Regions from separate parts of the Mus musculus genome. Here region 2 is linked to region 1. A link is a contact called in ENCODE Hi-C or POLR2A ChIA-PET data. All regions are on one chromosome and are shown on one strand. Each heading gives the region's core, a stretch centred on a gene start or an enhancer-like site at or near the end of the contact. The rest is flanking DNA. Distances are from core to core; before and after follow the strand shown. Region 1 overlaps Dot1l (DOT1-like, histone H3 methyltransferase (S. cerevisiae)). Region 2 has its middle 8.5 kb from the start of Nfic.

Region 1 (5,868 bases), core at 921-3,420:
GCAAGGCTTTATTTCAGGCGTAGCACACATGGTGGCCAATGGGACTCTGTAGGATCTGCCCACACCCATCAGGTGTGCAGGGAGACAGAGCTGAGTCAGGCTCCAGCTCTGGGGAATATGTTGAGTCACCACCTCTGTAGGGTGGTTGTGCATCATAGAACAAGAGGACTTTGGGGTGTCACTGTGGTTGTTGGGTCCAACTGTGCATCTTTTCTCTTTCAGGACAAGCACCATGATGCTGCTCATGAGATTATTGAGACTATCCGGTGAGTACTGTATGGGATGAGCACTGGGCTCGGAGCTTCCTCCCAAGGTTCCCAGCACCCCCGCTGCACTGTCCTCACTGGGACCTCTGGGAAGTGTGGCAGGAGGAGCCCTGGCAGAGGCATCTCTCCATGACCCTTGTCTGGGAAAACCTCAGTTGTTTGTTTCCCCTGCCATGGTGGGGATGGAGCCAGCTCACATATGTGCAGCCTCTGAGCTGCTTGCTACCTCCTGTGAGATGGGACTTGGGACGTCTCTGTGTCCCCCATCTTCCCTTCACTAGTCCCCACCTTTGGATTGGAGAAAGATGGGAGTTTGTAAGGACTATGAGTAGGACCTCCTTCCTGTGACACCAGCAGACACATGGTGCCAGGGCAGCTGCCTGTTGGGATGGATCTGCAGCCTTTTTTCTGAAGCATCCTGTGGTTCCTGTAATAGTGGACATAGATTACTGGGGAAAGCCCTGGCAGACCATAGAGACTGGACTCATAGATTGCCATTCAATGCCACAGGTGGAGGCAGTGGAAGCAGTGGGACTTACAAGCCAGCCGGGGCCGTAAAGAGGCCAGTTAAGTTGGGTATAGTGCTAGCCTGGGGACCTGAGTACATCTCTGGAAGCCATGTGAATGAAGATGGAAGGAGGGGACTGGCTACAGATTTCCTTTGATCTCTTATGTGTGCTATGGTACACATGTCACCCCATCTTGTGCATCTACAAGTACATACATACCTAACCTAAGAAGGCCCACCCACACCCTTGCCAACTGTCTAAGCCTCCAGGAAGCTCTTTTGGTGGAAGAGTGTATCTGGCTGGAGTGGAACCCAGCAGAACTTGTGAGGCAGAGGCAGGAGCATCACTATAGTTTTGAGGCCAGCCTGGTTTGCCCCTTGGTATACATAGTGAGTTCAGGACAGTCAAGGCTGTGTAGAAAAATCCTGTCTGGGGGCGGGGTGGGGCGGGGTGTTATATCCCAAGCTGGTCCCTCCCCCAGAGTTTTTTTTTTTTTTTTTTTTAATTATGTTTGTGTGTGGTTGATTTGTCAGGTACACACATGCCACAGCATATGGTGGGGGCAGAGGGCAGCTTTGTGAAATTGCTTCTCCTCCTTGTGTAGGCTACAGGATTGAACTTGGGTTGTTGGTTCTGTGCCACAGTTGCTTTTACCCACTGAGCCATCTTGCCAGCTCCCTCCCCATCTTGGGGAAAGGTCCCATTATGTAGCCCAGACTGGCCTTGAATTAGAAATTTTTATGCCTCAGCCCCACCCAATGTGCTGGATTGGCTGGCTTGTACCACTGAGCCTGTCTAATATTTTGCTTTTTACCATAATATATGAATTTATTTCTTTTCCAAGTGCCAACACTGACCTTGGCCTCAAAATCTGTGATTTCTCAATAGCTCCTCATGAACTTGCACAGTAACATTCACACACACACACACACACACACACACACACACACACACACACTCCAGAGAGCGTCGTGCTGAGGCCAGCAACACCTCTGTGTTCCATTTCAGGTGGGTCTGCGAGGAAATCCCAGATCTCAAGCTGGCCATGGAGAACTATGTCCTGATCGACTACGACACCAAAAGGTGAGCAGGAAGGGATGGAGCAGGCTGTGGGCTGCACCTACCCCGCTGCCTACACCCTTGCTACGCTTCCTTCGGGAAGCTCTTTTGGTAGAAGAGTGTATCTGGCTGGAGGAGTGAGGCAATCACTGGGAACTCCTACACTGTACACATTGAATTGATATGTGGGAAATTACCAGGGCTGGTGAGAGAGCTACTGGCCGTTTTAACAGCAGGTCCTGCCAGCGCTATGTTGATGGGCCTCCACCTTGCCACCATAGGTGCTGGGTGAGGCCAATCCTTGCCCCCACCTAGGTAGGCCTTCTGTGCAGAGTGGGCGGAGAAGCAAAGGCATCCCTGGAATGCTGCCTGGAGCCAGGTTTGTTTTTCTTTGAGAAAGAATAGCCCAGGCTCTACCTCCTGCTCAGAGCCTGCCTAAAAAAGCTTTGCTTGACCTATGACCTGATTATTAGAAAGGATTCCTGCCAGCCTTAGTGACACTGGGACAGGACAGTCCTACAGTCCACTGGCTGGGCCCCTTGCCCTCTGACTAGCAACTGGGTGTAAGTGGACTCGAGCTCACTGCTGACCCAAGGCAGGAGCCTGTGTCCTTATAGAGTTGGAATTAACTTCAGCCCTCTATCTCACTTCCTCTGTGAAGCTCCTGGACCCCAGGAAACGACTTTTTTCATGTGAGGAACCCACCCAGAACCCTGCAGTGGGACCCTCCACCCCTCTGGTCGTCGAGTAGGCTTTCTTACCTTACCTGGTGTGACCTCAAACTCCTGGGGCTCGCATGACCCAAATTCCAAGTAGCTGGGACTGTAGTTGTGTGTGCCAACACCTCGCCCTGCTTTGGCTTTTCCCGGTTCAGGGATGCCATGCTCTGTTCTGTGGCTGCAGCTGTCCTGGGTTCCTTTTAAGAGAAAGAAAGGTGGGCTGGTGAGATGGCTCAGTGGGTAAGAGCACCCGACTGCTCTTCTGAAGGTCCGGAGTTCAAATCCCAGCAACCACATGGTGGCTCACAACCATCTGTAACAAGATCTGACACCCTCTTCTGGAGTGTCTGAAGACAGCTACAGTATACTTACATATAATAAATAAATAAATCTTTAAAAAAAAAAAAAAGAGAGAAAGAAAGGTGTAAGACACATGATTGGGGCCAGTCCAGGTTCATACTGTAACACACCAGAGTGCTGGGGCATCAAGTGGCATTGTGTGACTCCCTCACATGGGGAGGAAGCTGTCTGTGTGTCTTAGTGTTCCAGAGCATCCTGTCCCCAGCATTAGTCTCCTCCTGGGCATTTAGGGTATCCCTGAACATAGGGGGTGTGGAGTAGCACTCTCATCCCTAGAACTGTGCTTCTGCTACTTGGCGGTCAAAGTACACAGGGGTCTTCTCAAAGAAACCAAGAAATTAAGGGGTCCTGCCCCAGGCCTGTCCAAAAGCCAGATACCCCTGCACCTGGTCCTGGCTGATGGTGGCCTGGAGTCCAGAAATTGGCAGGGCCTCCACTGCCCAAGCAATCCAAGGCACTATGCCTGCTTGCCTCCTTTTTAAACGGCTCCATTTATTTTTACTTTGAGTGTGAACGTTTGCCCATTTGTTTGTCTCTACAACATATGCAGGCAGTACCCACAGGGGCCAGAAGAATCCCCTGGAGCTGAAGCTATAGCTGGTTGTGAGCCTCTTTGTGGGTGCTGGGAACAGAACCTGAATACTCTTGCAGAGGTAGCCATTGCTGTCATTGCTATACTAGGCTGTCTCACATGTTCCAACTTCGTTTTCTTTTTTGGAGACAGGTTTCACTGTATAGCCCTGGCTGGCTTGAACTTGTAACATTGTCCATCTCTGCATCTTTCCACCTCCTGAGAGCTGGAGTTGTCAGTGTGGGCCAGTGCCCCATCCTGTTGTCTCACATGCTCCTTACAGCTTAGAGAGGAGAGCCTAGTCTCTCTACCTTCTACCTCATTTGAGATGACTTCTTAATTTTGAATGCTGCACATGCCAACCCTGCCCCCTTCTTCCTTAGAAGGATGGAGAACTCAGGACCTCATTCTGCCCTGCTTTTGGTAGGTTCTCAGGACTCAAACCCAGGACCTCATACTTAGTTAGAAACAAGCACACTAGCTGCTGAAACTATCTCCCCAGCCCTCGCCTAGGTCATAGTTATGACATGCTCTTAAAGTTCCTCATCTAAGTGACAGTCTGACTGTGGAATTGACATGTGAAGTAGAGTTACCCAAACTGCCTTGGCCTTGTTCCTGTGTCCAGGGACCGTCTGAGCACAGAGCTGGCCAGACATGTTGGTGTTCTGGAGCCCGGTGGCCTCCAATAACACACACATACTCACTCACACACACACACACACTCTCTCCTTCCTTTTTCAGTTTTGAAAGCATGCAGCGGCTGTGTGACAAATACAACCGGGCCATCGACAGCATCCACCAGCTGGTAAGTGGCTCCCCACTTGCAAGGCTGGTCACTCCCACTGGATTTGCATGGTGTTGACTCCTAGGCCTCCCAGGGCAGCCAAGCACTAGGACCTCCTGCAGTTTGTGAAAGAGTGGTAGGGAGGGCAGTTGGCATGGTGTATTAGTCAGGGTTCTCTAGAGTCACAGAACTTATGGGTAGTTTATTATACTCTATATAGTAAAGGAATTTATTGATGACTTACAGTCTGCAGTCCAACTCCCAACAATGGTCAGCAGCAGCTGTGAATGGAAGTCCAAGGATCTAGCAGTTGCTCAGTCCCACAGGGCAAGCAGGCAAAGGAGAAAGAGCCTTTCTTCTTCCAATGTCCTTATGTAGTCTCCAGCAGAAGGTGTAGCCCAGATTAAAGGTGTGTGCCATCACACCTTTAATCCCAGATGACCTTGAACTCGGAGGTCTCCCTGTCTTAATCTGGAATCCATAGCCACTATGCCTCAAGATCTTCATACCAAGATCCAGGTCAGAAACTTGTATCTCCCAGCCTCCAGATTAGGATCACTGGTGAGCCTTCCAATTCTGGATTGTAGTTCATTCCAGATATAGTCAAGTTGACAACCAGGAATAGATAGCCACTACACATGGTGAGGCAGGGAAGTCAAGTGGCAGGACATCAAGACCCAGATGGCATTGACTGGCTTCCTCAAGTAACTTCTTGGGGTCATTGCTTCTACACAGACAGATCTTTGCATCTGTGCTTGTCCCTGTGTGCTGCCACAAAGGTGCAGGCAGGCAGCACCTCCCTAAACTGAGGCTGCCTTCCTCTGCCCTGCAGCTGGCTCATAACCTGAAGCTCTGCTTTAGGGGCATCCTGCTCATAGCAGAGCTGCATAAAGCTCTGCCTATCTGTCTGCCTGCCTGTCTGCCTGCCTGCCTCAGTTGACGAGCTGGATGCAGGCAGCAGAGCTCCGCCACTATGCATGCAGGTTGTGAACATTCCAGAAAGCACAGGAGTCTCTGGCACTGGAACTTGTTGGGGGTCTGTGAAGGACATGGCTATCTAAGAGAAGCTGGGTGGGTGGTTGTGTGAGTCCTTGAGTTAAGATATTTGTACAGCTCTGTGCAGCCCACTGGACGCTGATCATGCCATCGCCTTGCCACCTTACTGTAGGATACACCAGCTAAACCAGCTGTACTATGGTTCCTGAAGCAGGAAGTTTGAGGCCTGTTTGATACTGTCTGTCACATTTGTGGCTGGCAGTGTCCATGTTCACAAGCCCAGGGGGCAGAGCCCTTCTTCCCTAAGGCAAACTATCTTAGTTAGGGCTTCATTGCTGTCTCCTTACTAAGACACCATGGTTTTATAAGGACTGCATTTAACTGGGGCTGGCTTACAGGTTCAGAGGTTCAGTCCATTGTCATCAAGGCAGGAAGCATGTCAGCGTCAAGGTAGGCATGTTGCAGGAGGAGCTGAGAGTTCTACATCTTCATCCAAAGGAAGCCAGGAACGGACAGTCTTCAGGCAGCTAGGAGGAGAATTGTTTGTTTGTTTGTTTGTTTTTGGAGACAGGGTTTCTCTTTGTAGCGCTGGCTGTCCTGGAAC
Region 2 (5,868 bases), core at 1,644-4,143, 670 kb after region 1:
GAGCATTTCCCGCGTGGCAGCAGCTGGTATTGGCTGTGAGGGGAAACTAGGCTTAGGAGTCACGCTCCTGTCACCCCAGCTGGGCGCCTGAAGGTCATCCTTGGCTATATAGTTGGAGGTCAGCCTGGGCTAAGTGATCGTACAACTCAAAAGCAAAAGTGTGAGAATGAATGACGATGAACCAAGCATAGATGTTTGTCTGTCCGCTGCTGGGGATTGGGGGCTGGGCCTCACATATGCTCTGCGGACGAGCCCCTCCCACAGCCTGTCACTTGGGGGCGTGACCAAATTCCTCAGAATAGTGTATTGGCTGAGGGCCTTCTGACAAGGCTTCTGATTGGTCAGAGTGCAGCTCCAGCGTGTCTGATTGGCCGTTGCTGGCAGCTGCCCCTGACGCCACGGATTCCATGTTTAATTTTGGCGCTGCCCTCACCTGCGCTTGGTTCTACAGTGTGACCCCGGGATTCACTCTTTTGGTCTCCGAGCCTCCCTAGGCGGGAGCTCGGGCGCACTTTGCGCTGTGGGTGGGAAGGGGTGATCAATCAATTCCCCAGCACCACTGCCTCCCTTTCTTAGATAGGGAAACTGAGGCTGGGTGTACTCCAGTGCTCAGACTGCTTTAGGCAAGCTTGATCACTCTGGCTTGCACATGGAGACTGGGAAGACCCCATACCTACCAGGGGACGAGGAGGCGAGGCCTCTTGGACCTCCTTTGTGAGACTCCCCACACCCCTTTTCTGGGAAAAAAAAAACACTTGGGAAACTGGAAGAAGCCAAACAAGAGACTCAGTTGGACAGCTAGTAGAACTTCCAGCTTTGGGAGTGCCTGAAGCGGGAGAGAAATTGATTCTTTTCTTATCTCTACACCTTTCTCTCCAGCTGAGGAGCAGCTGAGCTGAGGCCAAGCGCATCTTTCTGGCATGGCTGCCCGGAGGGCCTGGCACACACTCAGGGGCGTGGGCACAGAGCCTCCCGGAACCGAAAGCTGCCCGCACACGCTGGGGACTGGGCTGCCCAACATGGCCGAGGAGCCCCGACTCTTACCCCAGGGAGAAACTGAGGCAGAAGGTGCAGGAGCTTTCTAGGCCGGTGCTGCCATGACAGTTGGAATGCTACAGGGCTTTCACTCCCGTGACCCCAGCTGCAGTCGGTCGGTCGCTCTGCCACCTGCAGGCCGGGCTCTGTGCCTCAGTATTTCCATGTATAAGAGCAGCTGTCCTATCATCTGGTGGTCCTGGCAGATGACACAGGGATCCTGGTTCTGGTTCCTTGGTCAGTGCAGGGTAGAGACCGCTGGACACAGGACACCAGTGCACGCGCGCGCACGCGTGTCTGTGTGTGTGTGTGTGTGTGTGTGTGTGTGTGTGTGTGTGTGTGTGTATACTGAAGCTGGGGGAAGGCAGGCTGGGTACTGGCATCAGGGTAAGGACAGGAAGTTGAGGGAGGAGGGCGCTGCCCCGCAGGGCGGAAGCTGACACTCTGATCTCCAGCACTGGTGTGCCTAAGGCAATGGTAGAAGACACCATGGCTACCACAGAGGAAGACCTGAGGCTCCTGGGGGAATGTGGACGTTAATGCTCCACCTCTGGGGACCACCCTGCATCAGACTGAACTGAGGGGTGAGGGACAGGCGACACCACATGCAGGCTCAAGGCCCAGCTCTGTCTGTGAGTGGCTTTGGGACATAAGTCTCAGTTTGTCCGGCTGGACAGTGGGACATTTAATCCCTGACATCTGAAAGGCTGTACCCTCAGCCCCCACAATGAGGGATTTCAGCCAATGGCTCCACCCTTACCACGCCCCCAACCCCTCACTGGAAGATTCTAGGTGGGGCTCCACCTCTGACCACTCCCCCAGCTGTCTTTTTTTAATTTTGAGGCCTGTGTCTCTTACAGGCTCAGGCTGGCCTTGAACTCATGATCTTCCTGCCTCAGCTTCCTGTGCAGCTGGGCTGAGCAGCTTGGTTTCACTGAGTTGTTGCCATCTCCTACGGGGGACGCCAAACACGGATGTCAGAAGCAGTGGGCGTCATCTCCAGCTTCCTGAACGGGAGGGGAGGAGATGTGGCTCTTGAGGGCTCCCACAGGGTCCTCAGGACATAGAAGCACCCAGATGCCCTTAGTGTGACAGTCCTAGAACTTTATGTCTGTTCCCATCTGTACTATGGTACTGGTACAACTTTGTACCAGCTATTACTTCTGGCCCTCTACCAATGGGCTTGAAGGTTTATGGGTGATCCTGCACCTGGCTGTCATGTGTCACACATGGCCCGAGGCTCACTTCCACCCAGGTGCCCTACCACGGGGTGGGGCTGGGCGTTATCACGTCCTGGGGTTAAGTGAATTCTCACCGTGTGGCTTTTTCATCTGCCTTGTTTGGACAAGCCTGACATGCAATTGCCACTGAATAATTGCGAGTCAGGCACATAGGTGGCCCCAGCTATGTGATCATCTCATCAGGGATGCAGTTGGTGATAAATAGTCACCTAAATAATCACACTTCGAGGAGGCTGGACCTCAGGACTATCAAACATGCTTCCTCTTTCAGGGCAAACTGAGGCTCAGACGGGGCTCCTGATGCCTTGCTTGGAACAGTGGAATGGCCAGAGCACTGAGGGTGGACGGAAGCCCCCTGTCCTCTAGAGGCCTGGCGGGGAGTGTTCTAACCCTATAGCCCTTTAAGGGACGATTAAAAAGTGGCAGGCTGCTAGCGCTGTTCTAGAGCTGGAAACAAACAAGGGCAGGGATGGGTTTCTGCAATGCCAGAAACCCAGCTTGTCCCAGAGGCAGATTAGCTTGGGATTTCCTAGGCTGGGAAAGGGGGCAGATCCCTGGCCCCTCCTCCGCTCTGCCAGCCTGCCCTCCTCCATCTTTGGCAGTGGATATTTGTGCAGAAGGCTGAGTCCAGCTGGCCAGGTGCCAGGTAGGAAGGCTGGGCACAAGAGCAGGGTGCTCTGGGAACTGTTTCAGCTGGCTTGTTAGCATGCAGGGCCTTCGGAACAAACTTTGGGGACTTTGAATCAACCCAAGACTGAAGTCCTTGAGAAATGGATTTGCAAGAGGTGGGCATGTAGGTAATGAATTCAAAGAACCTAGTATAAGGTAGGCGCTAAATGATTGCATATACGATATGTAGTTGGCACTAAATAATAGCACAACCCAGAAGCTTGAATTGGGATTAGAAACCCAAATGTAGGTTTGTGGCCACAGGGACCTCAACTGCTGCAATGCAGGCGAATGCCATCCCACTCAGTTACCTGTGTGACTGAGAAATCCTTGAGTGTGCGAGGGTAGAGTGTGGGGGACCATGTGTAAAACTATAGTCCCCAGGGTATACTCCAGCTAGAGGGCTGACAATTATGTCTGCTGGGCGAGACCACAATACCCAGGGTTTTGGTTACACAACTGTCTCCTTGTTGCTGCCAAGGAGTGCTATATGTGTGCGTCCATTGGCAAAGGACAGTGAAGACACAGGTAACCCTTGAAGGGGGCAGTGGGACCAAACTCAATGAGACCTTACAAGCAGAAACTAAGGTTTACCAGAGAAGATGAAATTCTACTCCTAGATCATGGACACTCAGTTTATTAATAAAGTTTTGTTGGTAAATGGCCACACCCACTGGTTCTATATATGGATGCCTCCTCTCTGCAAGAGCCCATGTATGATTGTTGTGGAGACCATTTGGCCCACAACTATCCTTCCCTTTAAAAATGTTGCCTGGTGGTATTGGACCATGCTTTTAAACCCAGAACTCAGGAGGCAGAGGCGGAGGCAGAGGCGGAGGCAGAGGCAGGTAAATCTCTTGTGTTCAAGGCTAGCTTCATCTATAGAGTGAATTTCAGGACACCTGGGGCTATACAGAAAAATCCTGTCTTGAAAATCTGCCCCCGCCTCTTACTCTTGCTTCATTCTTGCCTCTCTTGTTTTCTTGCTCTCTTGCTTCTCTCTTGCCCTCTTGGGCTCTCCCCTTCCCCATTCCCTTTCCTCCCCCTCTCTCCATGTGGCCATGGCCGGCCTCTATATTTTAGAAAAGAGAAAAAAAGAAAAAAGAAAATCCCCCTCAATGTTATTAAATGCTTACAACTGTTTCCTCTACAGTCATGTTTGCACTACATGCATGCAGAGGCCAGGAGAGGGTGTTGGACCCCTGGAACTGAGGTTAAGATGATGGTGAGCCGTCATGTGGATGCTGGGACTTGAACACACAGATCCTTTGGAAGAGGAAGTGCTCTAAGGCATGGAGGCAACTCTCACTGCTCCTGCCATCTCCTTAGGAGAGTTTTCTGACACTCAGCAACAAGTAGGCTTCAGGACGGACTGTTGCCTCAGTCATTTGGGAGGTTGAGGAAGGATGGTTACCAATTCTAAACTAGCTTGGAAAAAGAAAAAGAACTGGAAGCATAATTAAGGGGTAAAGCCCCACTTAGACTCCCTCAGTGAGGGGCTGGGGCCTGGTCAGGGGTGGAGCCCCTGCCTAGAATTCTCCAGTGAGGGGCTGGAAGCATGGTGGAGTTCACATCTAATATGAGAGAGAACTCAGATTTAGGCCTAGAATTGCAGAAAAAAGTTAATCCCAGTAAAAACTATGCATGTGAATTAAAACACTACCTGAAGCCCCCTACTGTCACCTAAAAATCACTCGCAGTCACCTACAGATATATATACTGTCACCCACAGACACCATTAGTCACATACAAATTCTACAGGCATATGTAGATTCCTATAGAAACTTAAAAGCTACTACAGACACTTACAAACACTTATAGAAATCTATAGACCCCCTACAGATACATATATACAATTTTTTTTTTTGGTTTTTTGAGACAGGGTTTCTCTGTGTAGCTCTGGCTGTCCTGAAACTCACTCTGTAGACCAGGCTGGCCTCAAACTCAGAAATCCACCTGCCTCTGCCTCCGAGTGCTGGGATTAAAGGCGTGTGCCACCACGCCTGGCCATATATACACTTAAAACTCCTACAGACACCTGCAGAAACATACAGATACCCACAGATTCCTACAGACATCTAAAGACTCCTACAGACACCTACACCCATATATTGCACCTATACCCCATTCAGATTCCCACAGACCGCTAAGACACCCACAGATTGCTACAGTAACTATACATTCCTACAGACAATCACAGACTCATAAAGTCATTATAGACACCTGCAGACTCTGAAACACATATAGAGATTTCTACAGACATCTAGAGATTCCTACAGACACCTACAATCACTTACAGTTGCCCAGAGTCACCTACAGCCACCCGTGGTAATCTACAGTCAACCATAGATACCTATAGACATAAACTCCCACAAAAACCCAGACTTTTACTCTCCTACAGACACCCACAGATACTAGTCACCTACAGACTACTATGGATACTTACAGACACCTACAAACTTCTACAGTCACCCACACAAATATAGGTACGTAAATTACCTCCAGACACCTACAGTCACCTACAGACCTTTTCAGACTCCTGTTGACACCCACATATTTCTACAGAAAATGATAGTCACTTCCAGGCAACTATAGATTCCTGGACACCACAGACTTTTATAGTCACTTATAGACATCTACCTACACTGACAGAAACCTAAAGACACTCACAGAGTATTACAGACACCTACCATCACCTACATATAACCATAGATCCCTAGAGACCCCCACAGACTACTGCAGACACCTACAGTCACCTATGGTCACTTACAGTCACCTGAAATCACCTGTAATTACCTATAGTCACAAACAGATACCTATAAACACAGACATTTACAGAAACCTTCAGACTCCTACTGACACCCCACAGACTGTTACAGACACCTACACACTCACTCCTACAGACAGGTATAGTCCCCTAAGA

Evidence for each region. Hi-C counts contacts between places; a loop is a spot of excess contacts on that map. ChIA-PET counts read pairs that join two places held with the same protein, here RNA polymerase II (POLR2A).
Region 2: a loop to region 1 is called in a map of T-helper 2 cell, with 8 times the contacts of the local background. The contact joins two enhancer-like sites. A Hi-C loop is called at or near these places in 1 of 37 maps with a recorded cell type or tissue (T-helper 2 cell). POLR2A ChIA-PET finds 5 or more read pairs at or near these places in 1 of 5 experiments (Patski).

Annotation. Positions count from the first base shown.
Region 1 is chr10:80,764,380-80,770,247 of GRCm38, forward strand. Dot1l (DOT1-like, histone H3 methyltransferase (S. cerevisiae)) reads left to right here. Exons shown (of 28, transcript NM_199322.2): 2 at 223-266; 3 at 1,784-1,858; 4 at 4,226-4,289. Among named protein-coding and RNA genes, the nearest start is that of Dot1l, 12 kb to the left of the region's middle. Within about 2 kb of position 2,171, at least 1 of the 3 ENCODE cell types and tissues checked has a DNase peak (open chromatin) inside an H3K27ac peak, as active enhancers do.
Region 2 is chr10:81,432,748-81,438,615 of GRCm38, forward strand. No RefSeq gene overlaps it. Among named protein-coding and RNA genes, the nearest start is that of Nfic, 8.5 kb to the left of the region's middle. Within about 2 kb of position 2,894, at least 1 of the 3 ENCODE cell types and tissues checked has a DNase peak (open chromatin) inside an H3K27ac peak, as active enhancers do.